Regions from separate parts of the Homo sapiens genome. Here region 2 is linked to region 1. The links are chromatin loops, found by intact Hi-C in ENCODE. Cell type or tissue: chondrocyte. All regions are shown on one strand. Each heading gives the region's core, and the rest is flanking DNA. Links, peaks and the distances in the headings are about the cores only.

Evidence for each region. Peaks named below come from ENCODE experiments on the same cell type or tissue, not always from the same donor. Only the 100,000 strongest peaks of a DNase experiment are listed, where the experiment ranks them.
Region 2: a loop joins it to region 1, with 5 times the contacts of the local background. A loop is called at or near these places in 2 of 110 quality-filtered maps.

Annotation. Positions count from the first base shown.
Region 1 is chr5:102,508,185-102,516,387 of GRCh38, forward strand. LOC124901036 (a long non-coding RNA gene) reads right to left here and starts at 3,777. Exons shown (of 2, transcript XR_007058893.1): 1 at 3,666-3,777; 2 at 1,247-2,307. In chondrocyte, for the core only: no CTCF peak of the experiment used is centred there; no DNase peak of the experiment used is centred there.
Region 2 is chr5:101,938,921-101,947,123 of GRCh38, forward strand. No RefSeq gene overlaps it. Among named protein-coding and RNA genes, the nearest start is that of SLCO4C1, 350 kb to the right of the region's middle. In chondrocyte, for the core only: a CTCF peak has its summit at 3,488 (motif pointing right); no DNase peak of the experiment used is centred there.

The DNA.
Region 1 (8,203 bases), core at 2,266-6,265:
CATCAGTGACTGATAACACCATCACACAGCATATGTATTTCTCTTGCATTATTCTAGCTATAGTGAGCAACCAGTAAGAGGATTGACATGGGCAAGAAAACATATAGGGTGATATAGTTATCTTACTGAGATTTCATACATACTCTATGAAGATAACTATTTTGTATAGTCAGATCTCCCTCTAGGAATATCCAAATCTCTTCATCACATTTATTTTCCCTTCTCCAACCCTAGGAGGGAGAGAACATGTATTGTTCTCTAAATGTTCTCCTCAGAGAAACTCTTAATATTTATGCAGTCACCTTGTATAATTGTGAGGCTTTTAGGCCTTTTGAAACTAAAGCTAGGAAAACTCAATTTATTGTGTCAGCGAATTAACCTCTTCATAACTTTCCTCTGTGGTAATGAGCAAACAGCAAGCTTTTTCCTTTTATGGGAAAAAGAAAGGAATAAGAAAAGGAGGAAAATATACCAATATTTATTAGCTATTGCAAAAATGTCATCCAAGTATAGATAATTCTATATATTCAACAAACTTCAAACATAAATAATATGGTTCTGATAATGAATTCCAATTCCTTCTTATTTAAATAATAGAAGTCTTAAGACAAATGTACACAAGTGAATGGTATAAAATTGCTGTTATACATTTTTTGTCATCTAAAAAAGTCATTTATATACAGTTTGACCAAGAGTTTAGAATTTCCATGTTCTTTACCTATAATTTTTTATAAACTCACATTTTAAGAACCAAGGCATTATCAAGTGTATTTCAATACCTCTAGCCCTATAAACATACCTGTCTCAAACCTTTAAAAAACTAGATATTATGAAAGTCATCTTCTTCTAGGTATCTGTAAAGTGTTCTCTCATTGCACTGGAAGAGTTTTCTAGCCATGTTTCTTAGGACTACAACTTTTTATCGGAAACGATCTAAAAAACATCCTCCACTGTGCGGAGATCATTGATTTAGATGCTTCTTTTACTACAAAGTTTAAATCTAATATGCCCTCCCCACTCCCTACCATGTAGTGGCCCATTATATAAAGGCTATGTACATCACTAGTCTGCAATACAAGTAATCCAAGTCTGCATCCTGCTTGGATGGAGGAAACCCAGAGCTTTACCAGTTTCACTTTCTCCATGAATTTCTTGGATGTTTCTGAAGGATATTAACGTATTTTATAAATCCCTAATGTGAACCTATGATTTTTTAAAATGATACAATCACCACCCATACAAAAAATCAGTAGGGTCAAATATTTATTTATCACATTAATGAGGGTATCAGCAAGATCATGAGGCTGGTTCCAAAGTAATTGGGGAAAGCAAAGTATTTATAGTGGCTTAAAGACAGAAGAGTTGAGTAAGAATTCTAATTTAAATTGGCTAATGCTAATATTAATTGGTTAATATCTTATCAGGCATTAAAACTGTAACTTTCAGGAGTCATCTCTTTTTACAGGAAATCACTTGCATCTCTTGAATAAAATTCATTTCTATTACTATCAGAAAAGAGTCATTTGTATCAGTTTTCATACGTTAGTGTCTACCTTTACAGAGACAAAAAAAATTCTGTTCATTTCTAAATAGAAAGTCAAAGAAAAGTACTAACCCCTAGAGAATCAGATAATGCCATGTAGCCTCTGCTGGACAGTACCCAGCACAAAACTGAAAGAATATCCGATAATCTTATTTGCCTGTTTCCAAGGTTTTGATAATTTTTCTTAACATTTGCTTAATATCTGAGCTGCAAATTCCAGTAAGAAAGACACAGTACACATCTTCTGAAGCTTGCCACTAACTGACCTGAAACTAGCCGTGTCCAGGTTGTTACCCTTCTCTCCCAACAAATTAATCCTAAGTGTACACTCCAGCCAAAGTAGCCTACCATTTTGATTTGTCCAGGTCTGAGCGATTTCCTGAAATATTATATTTTTCAGTTCAAAAGTGGGAAATCCCAGGCAAACCAGGAGAAGTTGGTCATCCTAATACAAGCCTCTTCCTTAATTCCACAAAGAACAAGGAACCCCAAAATGTAATGTAACATAAAGCTAAATTTTACTTAAACCTTTGTGATATTATAATATAGAATTACCATATCAAAAAGAAGAGAAAAACTCAAAACCAGACATTACATACTCCCAGCACCCTCTGGGTCAAAGCATTCCAATGGAACTCCTTGAGGATATCTCCGCCCCTAGTCTCCAAACTCTTGCCACATTAGATTTAACTTCTCCACACACAGGAGTATCCTTCAGCATAATTGTCTGGACTAGGATGCAGAACCAGGACTCCCCAAGGACTCTAGAAGGAGATAAAATGGGGAGTTTTTTTATTATTCTGAAAGAAAACAAATTTCAGAGAGGTGACTTCATTGCTAAGTAAGAAAAAAGTTTATTTATAATGTGGAATAATTCCACTTTTTATTATGATATATTTCTGTTCCAGAATGGGATATTAGCTTACCTTAGGAACAGCCCTATTAAAATGTTTATATTTCTCCCCTAAAACAAAGAATATAACTGATCTCAAAGGTAAATTCAAGTTTCTCCACTTATAGAAACAAAAAATTCCTTGCAGTTTTGAAGTTGCAGAATTTTCCCCCACTTAATATGTGGTAATTTGTATTTTTCAAAGATGGCTGCAATAATATAACCTGCCGGTCATGTCCTCTCATGATGTGACATTGATAGCTCCCCATCAAAAGGTGGCATCTGTGTGTCTTCCCCTTGAATCTGGGCTGGCTTGTGACTACAGCCAAAGTGATGCATTCTGCCTTCTGATGCTAGGTCATAAAGGAATTTGAGACCCACCATCCTAAGTTAAAAATATATATACATAAATTCAAAAATAATTTTTAAAAATTGTGACACGGACATGACAAGCTAAGAATTGTGTTCACATACAGAAGTAGATAGGAATAAAAGATTTCTTGGCTCTAACCATCCCTAATTATTCTTAATACTTTCACCTGAAAATTCAATTAGGTCCTCCTTCAATTTTGTTGAAAGCAAAATATTGGAAATCGCCAAACTTGCAGAAATATTTTTAATTATTACCATCATTCGTTATTTCAACACTAACAACACCATTTCATATAGTTGCTTTGTTTGGCACAGGAACATTTATGCATTTAGTGAAAACAGCACAGTAAGATTCTGGATGAGTAAGAGGTGTGCCTTATATTGGAGTGTGGAAAAGAAAGGCTGTGAAAAGAGAGAGGAAAACAGGCATGACACTCTGGCATGACCCCTCCTCCAGCCTCAAGTTCTCAGGCACAGTACACGCGGAGTTCAGGTTCAGAAAATGGATTTCCTTCAAACAGTCCACAACTTTAAAAATGTTCATGTCTCAGGTTTAGGCCGCTGTATTAACTTACTTTTTTCTTAAAACAATGCCATGAAGTAGCTGCTTTTGATCTATTTTACAGATGAGAACATTTAGACAAAGATAATATTACATTACTTGCCCACGGTCACAAACTTACCAACTGGCAAAACCAGGATATACATCCAAGTTATTTCTAAAGCCCATATTCTTCGGCATTATCCAGTGTGCCCCTCAAACACTAAATATACAAACCACATGTCTTAGTCTGCTCGGGACAGTACAACAAATTACCACAGACTGGGTGGCTTAAACAACAGGAATTTATTTCTCACTGTTTTGGAGACCGGCCAAGTCCAAGATTCTGGTGCCAGCATACTCTGTTTCTGGTGAGGCCTCTCTTCCCGGCTTGCAGATGTCCATCTTCTCACTGTGTCCTCACATGGCCTTTTGTGAACATGAAGAATAAAGAGATCAGTAGATGCACATGAAGAATAAAGAGATCTTTCTCTCTTCCTCTTCTTATAAATCCAAAAGTCCTGCTGGATTAGGATACACTTTTCCCCCTGCTTATGACCTTATTTAACCTTGATCACCTCCTAAAAGTTCTGTCCCCAAATATCATCACACTATGGGTGAGAGCTTCAACATATTAGTTGGGGGTTGGGGATACACAAGCATTCAGTCCACAAAACTACATATCAGAATAAAAGAAAAAGTAGGAAGAAAATGATGTTAAGTGAAAATAAAGGAAATTACAACTGTCAGGAAAGAAGGCCCAGCCACAAATCAGCATCTTTCTTTCCCAGTTCTTGCTCTGAGATCTCATCTGTCCTATTGTCCCAAGAGCAGAACTAAAGAAAAAGTACAATTAGTGTCCTTTGGGAGATGCAAACCCTGAATCAATGTAATTGCAAATCATGGAAGATGTTTTCCTTCACTCACAAGGAAAGAAGTGGATTAGCTCCCTGCCATTTTTTTTCCCTCAAATAAGAAATGGCAATTTTACTTACATTTTCCTAATTTACTAGTTTTTCTTAGCAATCTGTTCTTTCTTTAAAAAAAATTACTTCAAAAAGAGTTCATTTTAAAGTGCCAATAATCTTTAAAATTTAATATTTGAGTAGTAAATTGAACTAAGCTCTCACTTGGAGTAATATTTTTTTTCTGCACCACAGTAAAAGATAAGTTGGTTTTAGAAATGGAATCTTCAGGTTCATGCTTCCATTAATTTCTGAATCTGTGTTTTGATACATGAATTTATTAGATGGCATTGGTATAACAAGTCCAGAACCTTAGCTGAAAGTGTACTATGAATCTAGGGTATTCCACAGTAAAATAGCATCTCTAGGGAAATCATCTTACTGTAAATAATATTAACCTTACGAGCATAGGGAAACTCCATTATCCACAGTCTCAAAGACAGTAGATTTAGCCACAATCTAGTGCATCTCAATAGCAATTCAACAGACTATTGCAATTTTTTGTTGCAAAGCAGCTCTCACTAAGAGCTCAGGTAAAGACTCACTTGTCTGAAATAATGAAAAAAACAATTGGCCAATAATGATACGAGCCACAGCATGGTAAGTATTGCTTATATACTGTGCCTGATTTTGTCACAATTTCTGCACATGCCCATGCTTGTCTATGAAGAAAGAGAAAGAGAAGGAGAGAAAGAAAGAGAACAGGACATTTTGAGCCTAAAGTGAGCGGACAGTGTGTTTAAAAGGCTGATACATTGCATGTAGTGAGAATCAGGCTCGTTATTCCATTACTTTCAGATTTGGGATGCTATTGTTTACTTGTGTGTCCAACAGGGCAATAAATCTTTTTACCTATAAACAACGTAGAGATATGTATTGCTATTTAAATTTCTATTTTTTGTTTCTTTACGTTTGTAATTTTTCCTAGAATGTCAGAGCATTAATGTTGTCAGTTGAAATTCCTGTTCTGCTACTACTAATTTTTAACACTTCAGAACCTGTTTTCTTATCTCTACAATATGGACAGTAATGCCTTACTATGACTTTGTACTGGGTATGAATTAAAATTAAGTGTATGAAACATCTACTACAGTGCAAAGGACTCATAAATAAGGATGATAATGGTCATAACTAGGATCAACTATAAATCTATAGGCCAAGTCCCTCATGCAGTACACAGCACAGAGTTGGAGCTCAGTATAGGCATATGTACGCGTGTTGTTATTCAAGAGGCAGGGCACTTCCTGGTCAAGTTTTAATTTGGACACAAAAGATACACTAATGTGAACTCACGTATTGGAAATCTTCGTTCTGTTGTGAACAGAAAAAAGCGACTCTCCCACCTTGTCACTTCTGTAGTATGTGCAGTCCAGTGTCTTATTCATGTACAGATCATAGAACCAGGGCCACAGATCTCACTGTGAAGATGGGTATAATGATATGGACTAAGGCAAGGTTTAGGAACAGTCCAGTAGATCGAAGCCAGGAAAGAAATGTAGTGGGCAGAGTTGTGACAGACTGAAGCTTACAAGAGCTTGGTCTGGAGTTCAGTAGAGGCATAAGCAATAATATTAATAGTTCAGATCTAAAGAATTGTTTCAGAAGTAAATCCCAGCATTAAAAATCCCATTCAAGATTACTGATATTCTTTTTTGCTCTTGGGTTCTAGGTGCAAGGTTTGCTGGGTTGGGGTGAGCCACCAAATGGTAAGACCTCAGTCAGGGGGTATTGATATGAGCTCAAGTTGGAGAAGGGCTTTAGGAAAACCCATCAGGTGTCAATACACATTAGAAATCAAGTCTTCCAAAAGAGAATGGGAGTCCTTTGGATCATCACCTGTCGCTATGGTCTACGCAAACCCATGAAGTTATGGAGAAAGAAGTGTGAATGTACTAGAGTATGAATATGTGTGTGAGTATATTGTAGGCAACCAGTACTGGTATATCTTTTAAACAGGAGTGAATTAGCCTAAATGATCAGGGATTAATTGGAGACCTTAGTATATAAAGGGCCTTGAATGTTGAGAGACAAATCTCCATGGGTCTCTCTCATTTCTGCATATCTTATATGAAATGAACACATTGAATAGACTGTAAATGTTGAAGAGTTTAAACAAGTTAAGGGTATAGAAGCATGATTCTAAACACCTGATGTTAAGTATTTGATGAAGATAATGAAAAAAAGCATTTAATTTTAAGATAAAATAATTTTTTCTGTGACTACTTATTTGCAATTTATCTCAAAATATACAATATGAAGAATCCAAAATGGCAGTTTAATCTAAAGAATAAAGGAAGTTCCTGGTATTGAATAACATATTCTAAATGACAGTGAAAGATTTATCAGGTAATTGGCAGAGTTCAGATAAAAATAGGAACATTTAGCTCCAGCTAGGGAGAAGCCAACAAATTAAGATGAATAATGATTTTTTAAATGAGATTAAATTTGGATTTAATATAGTTGTTAAACAAGAATAGGGCAAGGTTTCCTTGGATATGGAACATGCTGTCTATTCTGTTATTTAAGGTCTAAAGCTTATTAACTTTTGGACAGAATTCTGCTTCTACAGAGGCTACATATCGCTTTTAAACGTTTCTTTTTGTTCGTTTGTTTTTGCATGAACCCATCATCTCTCATTTATTTGCATTCCCTGGCATCTTATTAAAATCTAACCTAATTGAAGTGTTTGCTTTGGAAGCCAGTGCTAATCAGGCAAAAGAAACTTCATACTGACAGTTTTCCAATACCTGCGTGTCATACGTCACTAAACCCAGGTGAATTTCAAACCAAAGTAGGCAGTGTTTCAGCAGCACTGTCAGAAGGTTTCACTCCTGAAATGTCAAAGGACAAACATTAGCGATATTTTGTGAAAGGAAAAATAAGTGCATGTAGTTTACCGCAAGTTTAACAAGTTTAACTCTTGACAAAAGGAAAAAAATAAATATTAAATGTATATATTGAATTAACAGGTCACACTGGAAAGGGGTGTGTGCATGTGTGCGTGCGTGTGTGCATGTGTGTGTGTGTTTATTAAATGCTATGGTTCTAATAGATGAAAAATTTCTCTCAGAAACACGTTATCTTGTTCTGCAAAAACATCCTCACATTTTTCTAAAGCCTCTGGCCAATCGACATCACACTCATGAAATGTGACAGTTGGCTTTTCTGTCTTGTTTTTAAGTAAACTGATATCAGTTTTAGTTTCTTTTTAATTTTAACTCTTGTTTTTACCCATTGGTTATGATTCTTAATAATCACTTATCTATTCATTCAGTAAGATCCTTTACATAAAAGACAATATATTACAATATATTACAGTGATTAAGAATATGGGTTTGAAAATCCATCTGCCTGGCTGTGTATCTTGACTCCATTATTTACCAGTTCTATGCAGTGTTTTAGTGCCTTGGTTTCCTCAAATGTAATTAAAGGATAACAATACTATTTATCTTACAGAGGGCTTGCTGTATTAATTGATGCATGCATCATTCCTAGCCTAAAATGCTATAGGAGGAAAGGATAGGAATGAGAGTTAGGTCAGTGCAAAGCTAAAAGGACTATGGACTGGGTAGATTTCCTTGGAACCAAGAGTATGTGGCAGACAAGTACTGGCATTCCAGGAGATGACAATGCATGTAAAAGCATACTACCATGTAAAAAGACCACACATTTTGGGAGTTTCCAATACTTTGCTATGGCTGGAATAAAAATGAGTCTAACGAAATAGTGGAAGATAAGACTGGAGAAGAAAGGATGAACTCACATGTTATCAGGCATGTTTTATTATACAGTATTACATTCACTACAGAGAGCTTAGAGTATAATAATTTCATTTTATTTATGTATTTATTTTTTTGAGGCAGGATCTCACCCTGTTCCTCAGCTGGAGT
Region 2 (8,203 bases), core at 1,676-5,675, 570 kb before region 1:
TGGGAATGGACATCCTTGCCTTGTTCCAGGCCTCAAGGGAAATAGTTCAAACTTTTGCCCACTCAGTGTAATGTTGGCTGTGGGTTTGTGATAGATGGCTGTTATTATTTTGAGGGATCTTCTTTTAATGCCTAGTCTGTTGAGAGTTTCTACTTCGAAGGGATGTTGTTTCTTATTTAATGCTTTCTCTACATCTACGAAGATGATCATATGGTTTTTGCTTTTGATTTTGTATACGTGGTAAATCACATTTATTGGTTTGTGTACATTGAACCAGCTTTATATCTCAGAAATAAAACCTACTTGGTCATAGTGTATATTAACTTTAAAAAAAAAACTTTTATTTTAGGTTCAGAAGTACATGTGAAGGTTTTTAACATCATAGGTGAACTCGTGTCACAGGGATTTGTTGTGCAGATTATTTCATCACCCACGTATTAGGCCCAGTACCCAATAATTATCTTTTCTTTTCATCATTTAGCTCTCACTTATAAATGAGAACATGTTGTATTTGATTTTCTGTCTCTACGTTAGTTTGCTAAGGATAATAGCCTCTAGCTCCATTCATGTTCCCAAAAAAGACATGTATTAAGTTTTTTTATGTGCTGCTGGATTCAATTTGCTAGTATTTTGTTGAGGACCTTTATGTGTATGTTTGTGAGGGATATTGGTCTGAAGTTTCCTTTTTTCGTTGTGTCTTTGTCAGATTTTGATATCAGGCTGATGGTGGCTTCATAGAATGTGTTAGGGAGGAGCCCCTCCTCCTCAATTTTTTGGAATAGTTTTAATATTGTTGGTATATTGGCATTTCTTTGTGTGTCTGGTAGAATTTGGCTGTGAATTTATCTGGTCGGGGCTTTTTTTTTTGAGGGGGTGCTCCTTATTACTGTTTCAATTTCAGAAGTTGATATTGGTCTATTCAGGGTTTCAATCTGTACCTCATTTAATCTTGGAAGATAGTGTACTTCCAGGAATTTGTCCATTTCCTCTAGATTTTCTAATTTGTGTGCATACAGTTGTTCATAGTAGTCTCTGATATCTTTTGTATGTTGTAATATCACCTTTGTCATTTCTGATTGTCCTTATTTCGATCTTCTCTTTCTGTTTTATTTTGGTTAGTTTAGCTAGGGGCCCATCAGTCTTATTTATTTTTTTCAAAAAAACCATCTGCATTTCATTGATCTTTTGTATGGAATTTGCATTTCAATTTCAACAAGTTATTCTCTAATTTTAGTTATCTATTTTCTTCTGCTAGTTTTGGGTTTGGTTTGTTATTTTTTATTCCAGTTCCTTTAGGTGTAACAATAGATTGTTAACTTGAGACTTTCTAATTTCTTGATGAAGGAGTTACGAGCTATAAACTTTCCTTGTAACACTGCTTTTGCTGCATCCCAGAGATTTTGGTAAGTTGTGTACCTATTTACATTAATTTCAAGTTTTAAAAAATGTTTGCCTTAATTATGTTTACCCAGGAGTTATTCAGGAGTAAGTTGTTTAATTTCCATGTATTTGTATCATTTTGAGAGATACTCTTGGTATTGATTTCTATTTTTTATTGCACTGTGGTCCAAGAGTGTGTTTGGTTTGGTATGATTTTAATTTTTTTGGATTTATCAAGGCTTGCTTCACCACCAAGCATGTGGTTGATCTTAGAATATGTTCCATGTGCAGATGAGAGGAATGTATATTCTGTAGTTGTAGGGTAAAGTATTCTGTAGGTGTCATTAGGTACAGTTGGTCAAGTGTCAAGTTGAAGTCCAGAGTTTCTTTGTGAGTTTTTTGCCTCCGAGATCTGTCTAACACTGTCAGTGGGGTGTTAATGTCTCCCACTATTATTCTGTGATTGTCTAAGTCTTTTTGTTGGCCAGGAACCCATTTTATGAATCTGGGTGCTCCAATGTTGGGGGTGTATATATTTAGAATAGTTAAGGCTTCTTGTTGGATTGTACCCTTTATCGTTATGTAATGCCCTTCATTGTCCTTCTTAATTTTGATTGGTTTAAAGTTTGTTTTATCTGATACAGGAATAGACTCCTGCTCTTTTTGGTTTTCCATTTGCATGCTACATATTAGTCCACTCTTTTATTTAGCCCTTGGATATCATTATATGCGAGGTGGGTCTCTTAGAGACAACAGATGTTTGCGTCTTGTCTTTGTATCCAGTCTGACACTGTGTCTTTTAAGTTAGACATTTAGACTATTTATACTCAAGGTTAGCATTGATATGTGTGATTTTTATCCTGTCATAGTGTTGCTAGCTGGTTGTTATGTAGACTTGATGCGTAGTTGCATTTTATAGTGCCTGTGGGCCGTATGCTTAGATGTGCTTTTGTGATAGCAAGTGTCCTTCTTTAGAATCCATATTTAACAGTCCCTTAAAAACTTCTTGTAAGACTGGTCTAGTTGAAACATATTCCCGCAATATTTGCCTGTCTGAAAAGGATTTTATTTCTCCCTCACTTATGAAACTTAGTAAGGCAGAATATTAAATTCTTGGTTGGGTTTTCTTTTCTTAAAGGACACCGAAAATAGGCCCTCAATGTCTTCTGGCTGATAAAAGTTTCTGCTGAGAGGTCTTCTGCTAGCCTGATGGGGTTCCTTCTTTAGGTTACCTGAACCTTCCTCTCTAGCTACTTTTAAGATATTTTCTTTTTCACTGGCCTTAGTGAATCTGATGACTATGTGTCTTGGGGATGGTTGCCTTGTATAGTATCTGGCTGGAGTTCTCTGTATTTCTTAGATTTTCATGTCAACCTCTCTAGCAAGATTAAGGAAATTGCTGTGGAATATATCCTCAAATATAATGCTCAAGTTGCTTATTCTCCCTTCTTCTCTCTCAGGAATGCCACTGAGTCACAGGTTTGTCTCTTTACATGATCCTGTATTTCTCAGAGGTTTTGCTCATTTTTCTTAATTCTTCTGTCTCTATTTTTGTCTGATTTAGTTGATTTGAAGCATTAGCCTGAAGACTCTTTCCTCAGCTTGGCTATGCTGCAGTTAATACTTTCAAATGTATTATGAAATTATCATACTGAATTTTTCAGCTCAAGAAGCTCAGTTTGGATTTTTCTTAAAATGGGAGTTTCATCTTTCAGCTCTTGAATAGTTTTACTGTATTGTTTCACTATGTTAGATTGTTTCAAGTTTCTTCTTGATTTCAATGAGCTTCCTTGCCATCCAGATTCAGAGTTCCATGTCTGTTATTTCAGACAATTCAGACAAGTTAAGAACCATCACTGGGGAGCTAGTGGGCTCATTTGGAGGTAAGGGAACACTCTGGCTTTTTGAATTGCCAGAGTTATTTCACTGATCCTTTCCCACCTGGCAGGGCTGGTATTTCCTTAGTTGTGGTGTAAACTGAGAATTGCCTATTGCCTTCATTTTTGGAATTTCAGAAGACTAATGCTTTGTACAGATTCTTTGTTGTAGCGTTCTTGCTGTTTCCAATGAGAGAGAATTTTTGATGTAGTTTGGGCTGCGATCCAATAGATGGCACTTGAGAGCCATAGGCAGTTCCTAGCCACACAGTTCCTTTGTATATCTTCACATTTGCAGTTGTGTTCTGCAGTGCGATGGGGATAGAGGTGACACCCTCACCAGATCTGCTCAAAGGCCCCCGGGGAGCTACCCCTGATCACCAGCAATCTTCTCATGATTTTCTTTCCTGTTGCTGTTAGGTCTTTCAGGCCACAGGGCTCCCTTGGGGAGAAGTCCCTTAGAGAATCAGGCCACACCCCAACCGAGTGGAAGGAGGCACAGCCAGGTCCCACATCAGCCCATCAAACTGTGCAACCCAGCTCTTCCAGTTTTCTGAGAGTGTGACTCCTGCCCCTTTCAAATGCAGAGCACAGCTCGCAGCTCAGTACTTCTGAGCCACAGGCCATAGCTCTAAGGTACTAGGACCCTCTCACAGCTCCCTCCTCCGGTCGCTTGGAGTTGGGTTTTGGGTGCAGCCTGACATCTAAAGGACATCTACGTTGCTGGAAAGTATGTAGGTGGAGCAAAGCAACTGAGCTGGGAAGCAGAGGCTGCATTATATACACACTTGTATGGAGTAGCCAGGCAGTGGCCCTAGGAGAGGCTGGCGGATAGGTGGGCCTGCAGGAAAGATAAGTCCCAGTCCCAGGGAGAAACTGGCCTGGCTTTCCCCATAGCCATAAGCTGGGGCCACAGCCTCTCAAAGGTAGATGGGCAGCCCTAGGGGATGGGTGCTTACAGCTGAGCTTTGCCAGAGCTGATCCACTCAAAGGTCCCCAGCTTTGTGCTTGCTGCAGCTCCATCTCCATCTAATCTCCAGGGAGAATCCCCTGCCGGCTCACACATTCATGGGCTGTGGGGTCACTGCAGCTAGGATTCCAAAGGTTTGCAGCAAGAGTGAACAGTCCCCCAGTCCCTTCACTCATCCATACCCAGGCATCTTTTGGAGCAGTGAACCAGACGTAGCATTTAGATAACCACATAGGGTTCCTAGTCTCCTCTCTCATCAGCATCAGTGACTGTGTCTTCACCATCCACATTTGGCATTTTCTCCCCAAAGGTCTGTACAAATTATGTTGGTATGGCCAAAATCCTGGTTTCTCTCTGTGAGAGTGGCGCTTCCCAGTTGCATCTAGTTACTTATCTTAAACACATAACCACATTTTCTTTATCCAGTTGACCATTGATGTACACTTGGGTTAATTCCATGTCTTTACTATTATGAATAGTACTGAGATAAACATATAAGTAAAGGTATCTTTTTTATGGAAAATTTATTTCCTTTGGGGTATGTAATCAGTAATAGGGTTGTTCAGTCAAATGATAATTCTATTTTTAGCTCTTCGAGAAATCTTCTGATATAGTTTGGATATGTATCCTCTCCAAATCTCATGTTGAAACGTGATCCTCAATTTTGGAGGTGGGGCCTACTGAGAGATATTTGGGTAATGAGGTTGGATCCCTCAGGAACAGCTTGGAGCCCTCCTGGAGGTAATGAGTGAGTTCTTGCTGAGTTCAAAGGAGATCTGGTTGTTTAAAAGAGTGTAACACTTCCCCATCAATCTTGCTTCCTCCTTTGCCATGTAACATGCTGACTCATTTCCCCTTCCCCTTATGCTATGATTGTAAGCTCCCTGAGGCAGATGCCAGCACCAAGCTTCCTTTACAGTCTACAGAACCATGAGCCAAAATAAAACTCTTTTCTTTACAAATTGCCTAGTCTCAGGTATTCTTTTATAGCAGGGGTCCCCAACCCCTGGGCCATAGACCAGTACAGATTTGTGGCCTGTTAGGGACCCTGCCACAGAGCAGGAGGTGAGTAACCAGCAAGCATTACCCCTGAGCTCCGCCTCCTGTCAGATCAGGGGCAGCCTTAGATTCTCATAGGACTGTGAACTCTACTGTGAGCTACACATGCAAAGTATCTAGGTTATGTTCTTTATGACAGTCTAACTAATGCCTGATGATCTGAGGTGGAACAGTTTCATCCCAAAACTATCTCCGCAACTCTGCCCTGTTCATGGAAAAATTGTGCCAAAAAGGTTAGGGACCACTGCTTTATAGCATCTCCAAATGGCTTCACACAGAGGCTGAAATAGTTTACATTCCTATCAACAGTGTATAAAGTGTATATTCCCTTTTCCCTGCAACCTCGCCTATGTATGTTATTTTTTGATGATGTTATTTTTTGATGGTTATATTTTTAATAATAGCCATTCTGACTGGTGTGAGACGTTATCTTATTGTGGTTTTGATGTTTATCTCTCTAATGATTAGAGATGTCAAGCATTTTTTCATCTTTTTTTGGCCACATGTATGTCTTCTTTTAAGAATTGTCTGTTCATGCTCCTTGCTCACTTTTTAATGGGGTAATTTGTCTTTTATTGTTGATTTGTTTAAGTTTGATTTGTTTCATTTTATTGATTGTTTCCTTTGGTGTGCAGAAGCTTTTAAGTTTGATGTAGTGCCACTTACTTATTTTTGCTTTTGTTACCTGTGCGTTTGGTGTCATGTTCAAAAAAATCAGTGCCAAAACCAATGTTAAGAAGAGTCTTCCCTATTTTTTCTTATAGGAGGTTTACAGTTTCTATCCTTAAGTATTTAATCCACTTTGGGTTGATCTTTGTGTGTGGTGTAAGATGAGTCCTATTGCATTCTTTTGCATGTAGATATCCAGTATTTCCAACACAATTTATTGAAGAGGCTACCCTTTTCTCATTGTATATTCTTGGCGTCCATGTCAAAATTAGTTGACCTTATATGCATGGGTTATTTCTGGGCTCTCTATTCTGCCCCATCAGTCTATGTGTCTGTTTTCATGCCAGGACCATACTTCTTTGGTTACTATAGTCTTATAGCATAATTTGAAATCAAGAAGTGTGTCTCCAAACTTGCTCTTTTTTTGTCAAGATTGTATTGGCTATTTGGGGATTTTTGTGGTTCCATACCAATTTTAGAATAGGTTTTTCTATTTCTGTAAAAAAAGTCATTGGAATTTTGATAGAGATGGCATTTAATCTGTAGATCTTTTTTGGTAGTATAGACATTTTAACAATATTAATTCTCCAATCCAGTACAGTCTGCTTGCTGCAATTCAGACCATCTTCACGGCTCCTTCATGAATCATGTTTATCTAAAATAACCCAATAAATGTGCACTTGAAACCTGCCAACTGATTTTTTTATAAAGTACAACATGTTTAAATTCCCCTCAGGTAACCTATTGTCTTAAAAAATGCTCCTATAATATGAAAAAAGTCTTACTGGTACAGTTAATCACCATGAGTTATCCATTCCACATAATTTATTGCTAGGTTTCCTAGGTTTTTTTAGAATTTAATTGTGATGGAAGATGTGATCACAAAATAATGATTACATTTGACATTCTGTTGTCTCATAATACATCTGTTTAGCCCTTATTAATTGCATAAATTTGAGCCAATCAATCTCTAAATAAAATTTGTTCATTTGTAAAAGGAGGACAATAATAGTTGCAGATTCATGGAGCTCTTGGGAAATTATAGAGAAATAATCCAAGTAAGGTAGTGACCACTGAATCTGGTACAAGGTATATACTAAATAAATGGTGCACATAGTCTTGTCTTATTTTATATTACATCATGCATAAAATGCATACAAGCATCATGAAACTCAAGCACTCATTACTCTCTTGGAAAATATTATTTATAATTTATTTTTATTTTTTGAGATGGAGTTTTGCTCTGTTGCCCAGGCTGGAGTGCAGTAGTGCAATCTCAGCTCACTGCAACCTCCACTCCCAGATTCTAGTGATTCTCCTGCCTCAGCCTCCCAAGTAGCTGGGCTTACAGGCATGCTCCACCATGCCCAGCTAATTTTTTTTGTATTTAGTAGAGACGGGGTTTCACCATGTTGGCCAGGCTAGTCTCGAACTCCTGACCTCAAATAATTCACCTGCCTCAGCCTCCCAAAGTGCTGGGATTACAGGCATGAGTCACCACACCTGGCCTGGGAAATATTATTAATAGTAGTTACTTACTTGTTATTAGAGACATTATTAAATTTTAGTTAAGACAATACTTCAATGTATACAAATGCCCATATATACTCTGTATAACATGATTACATTTTTAAAAGATAATATATTCTAAATAACTTTACTATGACTATAAGAAGTTATAATTTAAGTAACACATAAAAGTAAATTGAAATGGTATTTGTATAACTATAACTCAATCTTAACATTCATAATGGTCAGAATTATTGTACATAAATGTAGCTTTATGAATGCAGTTAATTTGACTTAATTTGCAAATGAGCACTTTTAAATAATGATTTTGAATGTTCATATAATAAAGAAAAGGAACACACCATTCTCTAACATTTTTAAATAAAATATTCACTTATAGGGTTAATTTATTGTCAAGATATAAACAAAAAATACATGTGATTATCTAATGGAATATAAATATTATAATTATATATCAAGAATTCTGTAGGAACTCTCAGGAGAGTAGACTATACATCTATACCCCATTAACTTTGATCTTGGTCACACGACTTGCTTTAACCAAGGAAACTCTCACCCACATGAAATGGTGCCACACCAGGCAGGGACTTTGAAAGGTGCTACATACTTCTATTTGCCCTCTTGCCTTCTGCTATCTGCTACAAAAAGAGCATACCCCCAATGACTGCTATTTATTTTACCTCTGTTTTAGAATCAGAGATACGCAGAACAACCTTGA